Regions from separate parts of the Mus musculus genome. Here all the other regions are linked to region 1. Evidence: chromatin contacts called from ENCODE Hi-C or POLR2A ChIA-PET data. All regions are on one chromosome and are shown on one strand. Each heading gives the region's core, a stretch centred on a gene start or an enhancer-like site at or near the end of the contact. The rest is flanking DNA. Distances are from core to core; before and after follow the strand shown. Region 1 holds the start of Crybg3 (beta-gamma crystallin domain containing 3). Region 2 holds the start of Arl6 (ADP-ribosylation factor-like 6). Region 3 overlaps Crybg3 (beta-gamma crystallin domain containing 3).

The links. A loop is a pair of places that touch in the nucleus more often than their neighbours do. ChIA-PET counts read pairs that join two places held with the same protein, here RNA polymerase II (POLR2A).
Region 2: a loop to region 1 is called in a map of heart, with 4 times the contacts of the local background. The contact joins the promoter of Arl6 here to the promoter of Crybg3 in region 1. A Hi-C loop is called at or near these places in 1 of 37 maps with a recorded cell type or tissue (heart). POLR2A ChIA-PET finds 5 or more read pairs at or near these places in 1 of 5 experiments (embryonic stem cell).
Region 3: a map of heart shows a loop between it and region 1 (5-fold over the local background). The contact joins the enhancer-like site here to the promoter of Crybg3 in region 1. A Hi-C loop is called at or near these places in 8 of 37 maps with a recorded cell type or tissue (T-helper 17 cell, gastrocnemius, heart and 1 more). POLR2A ChIA-PET finds 5 or more read pairs at or near these places in 1 of 5 experiments (embryonic stem cell).

Annotation. Positions count from the first base shown.
Region 1 is chr16:59,598,828-59,602,959 of GRCm38, forward strand. Crybg3 (beta-gamma crystallin domain containing 3) reads right to left here and starts at 2,220. Exons shown (of 22, transcript NM_174848.4): 1 at 1,918-2,220. The coding sequence starts at 2,066.
Region 2 is chr16:59,636,666-59,641,095 of GRCm38, forward strand. Arl6 (ADP-ribosylation factor-like 6) reads right to left here and starts at 2,674. Exons shown (of 8, transcript NM_019665.3): 1 at 2,265-2,674. 4930547E14Rik (RIKEN cDNA 4930547E14 gene) reads left to right here and starts at 280. Exons shown (of 3, transcript NR_040564.1): 1 at 280-520.
Region 3 is chr16:59,565,511-59,569,436 of GRCm38, forward strand. It overlaps Crybg3 (beta-gamma crystallin domain containing 3), which reads right to left. Exons shown (of 22, transcript NM_174848.4): 3 at 1-133. Among named protein-coding and RNA genes, the nearest start is that of Crybg3, 34 kb to the right of the region's middle. Within about 2 kb of position 2,406, at least 1 of the 3 ENCODE cell types and tissues checked has a DNase peak (open chromatin) inside an H3K27ac peak, as active enhancers do; it is heart, where a contact is called at or near this core.

The DNA of each region.
Region 1 (4,132 bases), core at 970-3,469:
TTGCAGCACAGGTAAAAGGTAGCAATGTCACTTTGAACAGCTCTCTTTAAAAATGCTTTTGTTTTTATTTTTACAGTAAAATACAGATTGTGATCATTCGAGCTTGTGGAAAGTTGTGCCAAATCAATTCCTAAATTTTGGACCACTAGACATGTTCCAGGTTGTAATTACTGTTTTTTATGTGGGAGACCTTTTCTTGGCTACCCACTATTGCAAGCAAAGTCACACCATGACTGCAAAAGATCAACCCGGCTCTCATTAAAAGGTTTTACTGCCACAAAAGAAACAACCAAAGTGTGTCCTTTCAGCTTGAAACAGGATCACGGGCACAAATCCCAAGTCTGTTTCCAATCTTGTCACCACCAACATTGTTCTATTACTGGGAGGATGGGACCTACTGAGTGGTTCCATTTGTTGCCTTGCGCTTTCAATAAGGGCTTTGTGTTTATTTCTATCTGTGAAAAAGAAAGATTTAAGCTCCTATAAAACAGCTAAACACACACACACACACACACACACACACACACACACGAGGGATTATCTGCAATCCCCTTAACATCTGGCCAGTTCTAAAACAGATGAGAACAAAATTAGTGCTCGCGTAAGCATAATTAAAACCGCATCGTGAAAAGCCATAGCCAGGGCCTATCAGTGGTGAGGAGAGACAGAAAGGGGTAGGTGAAAAGGATCTATCTAGCTGCTGGATTAGTCAGCCCGGTGCAGAAAGAGTTCAGAATGGAGGAGTGCCTGCCTTAAAAGGGCAAATAGGCCAGGGGAACAGGCAGGATTTCAGGACAATGCTGATAGGAGCTGGCCTGCTTACTCCATTCCACCACTCTCAAGTTTCCAAAGGGCGCTGAGTCTACTGCTTTCAGATCACAGGGGACTGTTAGGGACAACGTTAGAGCCACATTAGAGCCACGACAGGTGAGACCTCCCAGATTTCAGAACTACCATTAAGGACGGGGAAACTTCGAATGTTAAAAGCATCAACAACCAGGCCAAAAGTATCTGAAACTTCCTAGTAGAATAACCAGTCAATTATAATTGGTCATTTCTTGGAAAGACGTATTATGCTAACAGGTGATTACACTGGAAATGATTCACAATTAGGAAAAGCAAGGAGAACGAAGGGCTAACAACAAATCACAAACCCTAAATAGTAATGGAACTAGAAGCGTCAGTTGTTTCCGATCCATTTTTCTTTGAAGTCCATCAGCAAGTCTTTAGTCTGAGGTAAATATAGCTCTCTAGAGGGCAACCTTCCAAGGACATGGGTTACAGGTTCTTCTGGTGCAAGTGAAGTTGGCTTCACTTCTCAAAAAAAAAAAAAAAAAAAAAGGAGAAAGAAGCGAAACCACCTCTCCTTTAGGGTTGATAAGGAAATTTAAAAACGGGCATTTTAATGAGACGAATTTTTAAAATGTCAATCTTTAAAGCAGCAGGAGTAGAGGAAAAATGATTATGGAAAGAGTGCAAGAGTGCACATACTAATCATTAAACTGAGCCAGCTCTCAGCTCCGGCCCTGGTTCCCCAAATCGGAGCGCTTCCGTCAGATGTCCCCAGTGAGAGAGACAGAGAGAAAGGAGGAAGGGCGGCAACATTTAAACTGTAAACAAATCTGGCGAAGACTTCAGATTCTGGATGTCGTCTCAGAAAGCTCTGATTGCAACTCTTTTAGGAATCACTTCGAGAAAACCTTAAGATGGCAAAGCACGACGCGGAGGGGCGCGAGATTCCCTCGGCAGCTTCAGAGCCTCCCGGAGTGGAGGGGACAGAGCCGGGAGCCCCCGATGGCGGCGGGAAAAGCCACCGGCCGGGAGCAAGAACTTCCCCAGATCTAAGCCACCCAGGGCGGGACCGGAGGAAACCCGAGCGGCGGAGGAAGGCGCGCACGGCGCCCCCGCGGCTCCCACCTGGCTGCACTCCGGCTCACTCCCGCCGGCTGGCCGGTCCCCGGCTTCTCCTCCTCTTCCTCTTCCTTGTCCCGAGAAGGGTTCCGCGGAGCGAAGAACCGAGAGAAGCTGTGCCAGGGGGCGCTGCCCCTCCTGCGGCCGCCGGACATCTCCCCACCGGCTCGGCCGCGCCGTCCGCGGGCCCCGACGAGCCGCTGGCCGGAGCGAGGGTGGCCGCAGCCCTGGCTCGCTGAGCGCAGCGAGAGTCGGCCCGGGCCGCCGGCGCGGCTCCTCCAGCCCGGCCGGCACGAGCGCTCCCCGTGCGGCTCCTCCTCCCGCCCGCGCCCGGAGCTGCCCGCCCCCGGGAGGAGCCAGTGGCCGCGACCGCCCTGTCGGCCACAGCGTGCAGATCCGGGAGGAGCAGCCTGGGGATGCTAGGCTCCGGCTTCCCGCCCAAACCAGCCCAGCCCGCAGCCCACTTGGCTTGGCCAACAGTCAACTGTAAATGCTTTGCTTCCCTTTCCCGAGTTAGGGCTGTTTTAAAACAGGGTAATCAATTAAAGTCTGGGGAAACACCTGGCAAGAAGCAGCACCCGCGTGCCCTGCAGCCTGGAACCTGAGCACAGCCTTTCTAAAGACAGTTTCAGCCTGCAAGGGTAGGTCCCATCTGTCCTGCTGTCAGCACCTTGTTTCTGCTTCAGCTGGCTCAGATGAGGAGCCACCAACCCAGGTGTGTTTTAGCGCTCACCCTTCACCTGTGGGCCACTCCCAGAATCCTTTTTCAAAAAAACCGTCCCTGATCACAAAACCAAATCTGATTCAGGTATGACTCAAACTAGAAAAATGCTGAAACAAATATTTGGTTGTTGCGCAGATACTCCTGTATTCTGGAACGCCAAAGGCCCTTAACATTAGTTTAAAACGAATATCTGGTTATGATAAAAATGACTTTATACAGCGGAGCTGCTAACAGAGAAAGCACACAGAGCCATATTCGCCCCAGGTGTATTGTTATAGTTTGTCTGAAGTCAAACTCCAGAGGTATGAAGTTCAAGATAACAGTGGGACATTTAGTAACTAAAAATGTTATGTGGGCAAATCACATGAAAATAGGGTGATAGCTGTCTGTGGCTGGCTGGAGAAGTGAGGAGGTTGAACGTCTACCTGTCGGCCCCAAGGAATCATAGTGCCGGTTAAGGAGCCTTCCCGCGGACCCACAGCTACCCCTTTGAGGCATTTTAATCTGTCAACTGGATCTGAAACTAGGAGTATGAGAGTAAGAAAAAAATTAGGATCAGATACAGATGGACAAGCAAATTCTTCCATGCAGCTACAGGGCCTGGAGAATAATGTGCCTCCCCAACGCAATGTTAGCTGACTAGCAGTTGCCTCCCCCTGTTGCCCTGTGACAAAAAGTGGTCCTACACCTCAGTGTTGGCACAGAGGGTCCAGGCAAGGAGTCTGTCTGGGGATAAAAGTGTCTGGGCGTCAATAAGATTATGAGGCAAATTCTGATTTTCAATAATACTATTTCTCTCAATTAGCTGATAGGAAAATGTTATAGTAGTCCACGTATTAATGTTTCTTTACAACTGGTCTCCTAGGTATATGCAGAAGTATTAGGCTCACGGCATGGAAAGTTCTTGGTATTGAATGTTTGCTTTTCCAATACTTAGATTTTTAGATTTCCTGTACCCTAGAGTCTTGACATACAATAGCAGGTTCTTGAATCCTAGATTCTAGGATTTTGTTATGAAATCTGTGAAAGCACTTTCAAATTTCAGTTGGAAACATCTCAGAGATACTAATTTTATGCACTCAACTTCGCTTCATTTCAAATTCAGTTTTCATCCAGACATTTGGTAAGTGGCTGAGGCAGGAGCATTCTTTCCATAAAGCTGACGAAGTTCATGGGTTTTTTGTTTGTTTGTTGTTTTTGGGGTTTTTTTTCGAGACAGGGTTTCTCAGTATAGTCCTGGCTGTCCTGGACTCATGTAGACCAGGCTGGCCTTGAACTCAGAAATCCGCCTGCCTCTGCCTCCCAAGTGCTAGGATTAAAGGCGTGCACCACCACCGCCCTGCCGAAGTTCACGTTTGAAGACACTTCACTGGTACTGCCTTTTCCAGTGTGCGCAGTGACTGGATGGTCACGTGTTCTTAGACGACTGTCAACGTAATTTCTTCTTTAAAGCTAAGTGGATTGGGACCACAGGACTCTTCCTCTATCCTATGTCCG
Region 2 (4,430 bases), core at 1,424-3,923, 38 kb after region 1:
CATTCTAAACTATATTCTGGAAGCGAATTCTTAGGGATTACTTCTAAGAAAAATTTCAAGGTCACTGATGCTTGAGAAATTTTATATAAGCTTCTACAGCGCATTATTCTTTAATATGCTGATACTATCTCTAAAGCTCCAAGAGATGGACAAAGAAAGTACTACTGTCTGTGAGGACTTGTTCACAAGAACCTTTTTGGGGAAATATTTCAACTTCACACAAACTGGGAAACCTGATCTATTCTATTGGTCTGTTTGTGACATCATCTCTCAATTCACATATCCCTATACTTTGTCATGTGAAACACTAAGCTTCCTTTCTCTAACGTCCCCTTTTCAGATTTACCAGTTTCTTCAGCTTTGAAGGGGAACTATACCCTGAAAGTGGGCTTCTGGGGGACTGATGCGCTGCTGATTTTATTGTCTTCTTCCATTTCCTTATTTTTCTTTTTTAAGTTTAGAGAAAGCAAGTTCTTAGGTACAACAAAGTTCTCCAAAGGCTAAGTACAGCTATTCTGAGGTAAGTCCATAAAACGTTCTTTAAGAAGAAACAAAACCCGCTGTGACCGAGGAAGCCTGGCTAGTCAATAAGAGAGAAGAGCAGGGTGAGCTGGACTCAGAATCTGGAGCATGGGGAGTAAGCCATAAAGATCTGGAGTTGGATCATAAAAGTTGAGAACACACATCACAAAACACTCTCAGCCAGTTTTCATCCTCTCATTGGTTCTGAATTTCTTCCAAATAGTAGTTTAAAAGTTCTTACCAATAAAATCACCTCACTGTAATGAACTCACAAATAAAAACATCACACAATTAGATTAAGCAAAAACTCAAGCAAAAACTTGCCCAGTCCCAAACTCTCAGCAAACTTCTACACTTAGGAAGACTCTTGTAAAGCAATTGGGCTTTTGCTTAAGGGTTTACATTTTTACTACCAATTAAAAATTTACACAACACCCAAAACAAGTGTGACAGGGTTGAAATTAGGGAAACAATTAGCTTTATAATCTCTTTCCCTACTCATGTCTATTAAAATTTTCTAAAGAAAAGTATAATCTTAGGGACTGGTTATGTGGCAAAATGGTAAAGTGCTTGCCCACAATGTGCAAAGCCCTAGATTTAATCTCAGGCACTGTAAAACAAAAAAGAAAAAAATAAATAAAAATTATACTCTTAACAGCAGAGACCGCACAGCTCTTCTAGGGGACCAGAGTTTGACTGAGGCTCTCAAGCACCTGTAACTCCAATTCCAGGGCTGGTCACACATTCTGGATTCAACAGGTACTACACAACATGAACAATTATTACATAGAGAGGTGGGGGGAGAGGAGAGAGAACATGGTATAAAGTTGATACTGACGTAAACTATGCCTTAAAGGATAAAAAAAAAGAAAAAAGAAAAGAAAACCCAGCATATTCGCTAGATTAGGAACAAAATATACCTTCAGCTTAAAAAGTCTTACTGTATGTATTGTATAACGCTGGCAAAATTGATAGCTAAAGTAAACTTGGCTAAAATGAAACAACTCCTGTTCTTGAATCAAGAACACTTAGGTGTCTGAGCTGCTTTCTGAGAAGAATCAGCTTTCCAAAGGATTAGGTGGTTACCAGAAAAGCACTGAAGATTTAACATGTTATCCACATGTTAAGACCTTAGCGTTAAGCTGCAGAGAAAGATGAGATGAGACAGAGAAAAACGCCAGAAATGCTACTTTAAACATGATAGTAGTGTGGGCTGTTGAACATTCTTACTACCCCAATAAAACAATCTTATTAAGTTAGAAAATTTGATGATGAAATTTCAACCAAATTATTCATACATCATATAAAAAGGTCCGTCTTGGGCAGCGTTAAAGTCAACCAAACAAGCAAACAGCATTGGCCCAAAGCAGTTCAATACATTTTCGAAGCTCCTTGGTATACATCACATAAACTCAATTTTTTCCCCATCTCTCACAGATGAGAGATGATCTAACTCACTTAGATTCAAAAATACGGGTAATAGTTTAGAGTAATTCTAAATCGGACAGGGAGCGGGTATTCTCTGTCTACCAGGGTGGAAATGGCTGCGAACAGGTAGCGGGAACTTTTTGAACTAGTGGATCCTGCCGCCGGTTCCACAGCGCTACAGACACCGTGGAAAGGTCGTGTTCATGTTATCAAGGGTGAAGCTGATGGCGTGAAAAATCATACCCAACAGAGCTGAAAGAGAACACACAGATGATGGTGAAGAGAGAGAAAAAGCGGGGTGCGGATGGAGGTACCTGATCTTTGACGCCAATCCAAAGGCCAAGGGGCTGACAAGGACAGGAAAGGACGCACTCTTGTACCCGTTTCCGCGGTGGGATCTTCCCCGGAGCCTCAGCCTTCCTCTCTATGCCTCCGTAGGAAGGTTCCCTTGTCCCAAGCACAGCCCCTTCTACAAGTTGGGAGAAACAGCCGGTTCACCCAGGATGCGAGCATCAGTGGCTGAGCAGGCGCCCCGGCGCGCGGCGTTCCCTTGGCAACGGGAGCTTCTTCCGGTCCCAAAGCCACGCCCACCCGGGCGTCGTAGGTGTCCGCCCACAGGTTCTCCTTTCTGCGGCTGGAGAGCTCTGGGTAAAAAAATTAATGGCCTGATTCCCGCAGAGGAACTCTGTTAGCGAGAGTGTGAGCACGGAAGACACGGGGAGCCGCCACTGCATTGGGAGCCGAGTGGTAGCTCCCGTGCTGCTGGGACGCAAGGGAGCTGGAGGCGCGCGCACAGCCTGCCGGGAGGCGTGCGGGGCGGCCTTAGCTGCGCGCGCATCGCTGGTTGCTGGCCTCCGGGGTTCTGGTTAGCGCTTTTGGCCGGACTGCCATATCTGTGGGTGGCAATGTTTTGGCTTGACCGCCCTCGTCGTGGGCGGCGTGAGGCAGGGAAAGGATCTACTTAGATATGCTACTCCCATTACACAGAGCCTTTCCTAGGCTCAGCTAGGCCTGAGAGCGAGCGAGCGAGCTCTGCAGAATACAGTTGTAAGTACAGGCAGGAGAGGGAAACTGGTCAAAACCAGTCAGTATTTAAAAACAGAAACATTATTTGGCAAAGGAAGTGTGACCCTGTCCCTAGTTCTTAGCTGTCTGTTGTCCCGGATATTAACTAACACCAGACATGAGTTTGTGGATCAGAGAGTTTGATAGTTACCGTTCTTAAAATCACTTGGAGTTTATAGCAATAGAAATAATTTGTGCTAATTGAAAGTTTTTTAGATAGACACTTTCCCGCCCATTTGCATTGTTCCCAACAGACAGGCTACAGATGCAACAATTAAAGATCTACATTTTATTTTATTTATTTTTACTTTTTTTTTTTTTTTTTGACTTCAAACTAGCCATTTCCCCCATCCTACTCCTCAATGAATGACTGCATGACAAACTTGTATTTGAAAAGTTTCATCTCTTCATATCACTTGTTAGCATAAATGTGGGATGTTACTTTACTGGTTTTACCAGTTAGTATGTTCAACTACCATACTTGTTTTTCTGCCCGTTAAGGAAGCTGGCCGATTATTTGGACTTGGAGTAGGGTGAAGAAACTGAAAGGAATTCCATCAAAGAGATAGTGGTTAAGACACTGGTATATGCACTGCGGTAGAGTGCTTTTCTGGTGCCTTTCCAAATTCCTTAGTACTCCTAATGTGGAGTAAGGTCTAGTTCTGGTCTCCTGACTCTTGTAAGGCAAAAACCAGACTGAGTGAACAAAACTTCTATAGTTTGTACATCCAAAGGTAGTAACATAAATGCCCTTGTTAAAACAGAAAATGGAAATATACTATACTCTGTGGTCTAGTAAAATTACCCTTTGTGTATATTTCATCTTTGTCTTCAAAAATGTATCTAATCTAGTGGTTTTGAGGACAAAGGAAAGAAAAAAGTATGCATGTCTGACCAATAGATAGCACGTGTTCAATAGATAAGCTTCCTTCGTTGTGAATTTTTTATTACTCAAAGAAAATCAGCTCAGTTCCTGATGTGGTTGTCCTTTAACTTCTGGCCCCAAATGCAGGGGTTCCTAATTTACCAGGAACTATTAAACCGCTTCTCTTTGGCTCACTTTGACAAAACTTGGATGCTTATTTGCTTATATAATATTTTCTCTCTAGACATAGAATAGAGCTTATGTCTCTGATTTTCCCCCTTTAGGCAGATATTATCAGATTTTTTTTTTTCCTACAAAGCATTAGGAGGAAACTAAATATATAAGAACAGACCGAGCAACCATTTTTATAGTAAATTTAGATGACATTTAAAAATTATTTTTGTTGGATTTATTGACTTTTTTTATGTTTGTTTTGTCTGCTTATATGTATGTGCACCACAAGAATACTTGGTGCCTGGAGAGATCAGAAGAGGGTATCATATCTACTGAGACTGGAATCAGGGAAGATTGTGAGCCACCATGTGGGTGC
Region 3 (3,926 bases), core at 1,156-3,655, 33 kb before region 1:
GCTGCCGGTCGCTCTCTCCTGTTTTGGCCTCTGGGGTGGAATCCGGAAGGTCCTTTGGCTTTGGGAGATCGTCCACCATGGGGAGGATGGCCGGCTGTTCAGCATGGTTCCTTCTGTCCTCCGCTTGGGGAATCTGAACACAAAAATACAGGAGCATCATCATTTGCCAACCAACCTAGGCTGACTAGACAGCTAGGGCACGGCAGAGGCAAGGGTCACACTTGTGACCCAGACCCTGGGGTTCTAGTTCTTCATGCCCTTTACAACCCACTTCTATAGTAGTCTGCACAGCTTAAACCAAGCTGTACATTAACATCACAAAGGGAGACCTACAGCACTCCAACACTTCAAACAGGAGTAACCAGTCTAGGTCAGGAGAGGTGACAGGTTCTCAGTAGGTGATCCTTGTGAGAGGATGTAAACCCTCTGAAGGAACCCTAAAAGTTGACTATGTAATATCTGTCCATCTGTCTGTCTGTCTGTCTTTCATTCTCTCTCTCTCTCTCTTTCTGTGTGTGTGTGTGTGTGTGTGTGTGTGTGTGTGTGTGTGTATGTAGTAAGGCATTCGCTTTTAAGGGGCTTACTTAACTGGAAATTAATTAGGATGGCAATCTGAGAAGATGCCAAAATGGAGATTTGGGACAGATCCCAGCAACCGTGACAAGTATTTAAACATGCCCTTTACCATCATAGAGCTACTACTCTATAGGTATTACTTCCAACATCTAGTATATTAGACAAATAAACCCACACTGACTTTATCATTTCCGCATTGTAGTAACCCACAGTTATGCTACTGTATTATATAAAATTGTTCCTCAACAAGAAAGACAGGAACATGCTGCACCATTCGACGTAAAGGAGCACGGAAACATGAAGTCCTGACAGGGAATTACACACAAAGTAAGGAGTGCCCTGGCTATTCTTTAAAGACACTCACCATCTTCAGAGATGCATTTTACCTGCCCAGAATTCAACTGTCAGTAAATCACACTCATAATCATACTCACATTCATATGAACCGCTCAAGCTAAGAGCAAACTAGGAGAGCAGAGAACGTGTTGGCATTCCACCTCACACTCTTCCGGGATTCCAAAAGGCTTCAAGCAACTGTGCCAGCCAGCTCACCCTGCCTCCCAAACATGCCTGCTCACATAGCTGCATACTTGGAGGTGGAATGCACACCCAAAATTGTCTGTCACTCACCACGCTCAAGAGTCCTCATAAAAGAAAAACACAACTGTGAGTCAGGGAAAGATCAGAGCATCAAGGTAAAACCACCCTAGGGCACTGGAAGCTCACATGATGGAGTTTTGTTAAGAAGCCGATCTTCAAGAAAGCAAAGCTATCGTAATGACCTGTCGGTTGTTCACCTTGGTCCTGGTTTCAGAAACGGCTTGGAAGGGCATTTCACTAACCACTTATCGAATATTGTACGAGGAGCAAGCTGAAAATAATGGTAAGAATATGATGATGCAAAACGATTTCAAGTGAGTATTTTAAGTTGGTGGCCACATTAGAAGAAAGATTATAGTTTTATTTATTGTTCTTTTTTTTCCTTTTTTTTTTTTTTTTGGTGACAGCATTTTTCTATTCTTATATCAAGGTAGGGCTTACCTTGTAAGCCTCTATTGTTGGAATACACCGGCCTTTTGGTCTCTAAAGGGTTTACTTTCTATGGGTTTCATCTGCTTTGATCCCACTTCACCTCCACCTCCTCGACCTGCCCAGTTCATCAGTACAGCCCTCCTCTACCACCCCCACCCATCCCTCCCTGGCCCTGCTGTTAAGTCCGTGGAGCCCTCTCCTCAACTGCCTCAGAGTTTGGCAGGAGACGTGCTAGTTTGTTCACATATATCACTGTTGTCTGTTGACTACTCCGTGCAATTGGTTCTAACTTCTGGGCAGACAATTCCCTCCCTGCATCAAAATGAGCAGGCACTGCAAGTGAGTGTGTGATTCACTCTGCTGAAACCAGCCTGAGTGAATGCAGCTACCTGGCCAAGGTAACTGTGGGCCACCCGAATAGTATTGAAACGCTGGAGTGTCACAAAGGAATCAATGCTTGCTTCTCTTGGTTTTCAGTGTTCGGCTTCTAGGATTTGTGCAGTGCAAGTTTAACAGAGGATGGTGGGTTTTTTTTTTCTTCTTCTTCTTTTTTTCAAGGTTCTTTAAAATGTCTCAGTTGTTCAATTTTACCCTCAGAGTCTTCTGAGATTTTTTCCCCCTCAGTAATTAGAAGATTCTCAACAAGAAGAAAGCTTCTAAATTTAGAAACAAATGTGAACAAGCTCCAACATTCAGCTGAAACACCTACAATAAAATCTGCATTTCTATATTAAAACGTCAAGCCTGATCTAAAGCAGCTGTTCTTTGCCCTGGGCCTGGAAAACAATGAAGTTAGTCCAACCGCAGGCTCTCACTAGGTGGGGCCCACTTCCTTCTGCCAATAGGCCTGTTTACCATTGTTCTTAGGAGGCAGTAGATTAAAAGCACTCAGATTCGGGCAAACACTAACAAACATTAATTCCACTTAAGCACAAAGACACAGTTATCCTGCATATAAAATGCAAACGCAATGAGGAAGGCCTGGGTTGAGGATTTATTTTTACATCGTAGGTTGTGATGTGGCGCAATCTTTACGTTCATCCATCTGCATTGACTTTGCCACATGCAGTACAAGGAAATGGCAGAAAGCATTATTTATACTGGTTAAGACTCTTAGCAATGGGCTTCAGGGAGTTGGCAGTTGAGGCTGATGCTGACCATTGTGGGCGGGGGGGGGGGGGGGGGCGCATCTAGAAGAGGGAGGTGTACCATAGAGGGCCCACTTAACTTGACTTAACTTGAGGGTGGGCAGGATAGCGATTCACTGTGCAAAACATAGCATTGTAGTTTGCCAGATCCAAGGTCTAAACATGGGAAGTATGAATGGTGTGTTGCCACCATATAGGTGTGGCAGAAGACTAAAGGACAGGAGGAAAAGGGACCAATGACAGAGCAAGGCCAGGGTACAAAACTACAATTCATGAGGAAAGAAGAAGTCCGGGAAATATATGGAGAAAGCCAAAAGCCAGTTCCCTCCAGTATACTCTAGATAAGGAACAAAGTAACTCCGAACGCAGAAGGAAATAAAGAATGCCATGACCACTGCCAGACTATAACAAGCCCAGAGCTAGCCCCTCACAGATGTCCTGGGAATCCTTCATTTACTCTGCTTTCTGCCTAGACCATCTTCCATCAGCTATTTATAACTCACTCTTCAACTCCTTCCCGAACACTTGTTCACATCTTACCGCCACCATCTAAATTAATTAGCAAAGTCCTGTATTCCAAACATACCTAATTCTTTTCTCTATCTCCATCCGTCTGGTCACTAGTAAATCTCTTGGTCTCTCTCCCTCGCCCCTTTCTCCCACTCCTTTCCTCTAGAAAATAAAACTCACAAATGTAGAAAGCTCCCTTTTGTTTGTATTGGCACTCAGTACACCCAAATGAACCTGACAGTAAGAGGTGCCCCAATTTTTGTTTGTTGGAAAAGAGACAGTGAGTGAACTACAAAAATCATTCAGTGTGCAAGAGAAACACTTCTAAGTGCTTAGAAGTTCAGAAGGTCGAGAGTCCATCCTAGACCCAAGGTGTTATGCAGTGTGATGCAAAGAAACAAGAAAAGTCGCAACAGAGAAGGGAATCTCTGAGAGACTTTAAACCAGGAAGAATGACAAATGGTATTTTAAGTTCCAAGACAGAACTGGCCTTTTGTTCCTGTTGTATGAGGCAGCTCTTCTCTTGAGGGGAAGGGAATAGGACTCCAGAGGACAGAAATGTAATGGGGAAAAGAGAGCAATCCCTGAGAGTTCCAACAGACGGGAAGTATTAGCTTTAGCGAGAAGAAGAAACACTGGTCTCAGAGTAGAGGACAGGGC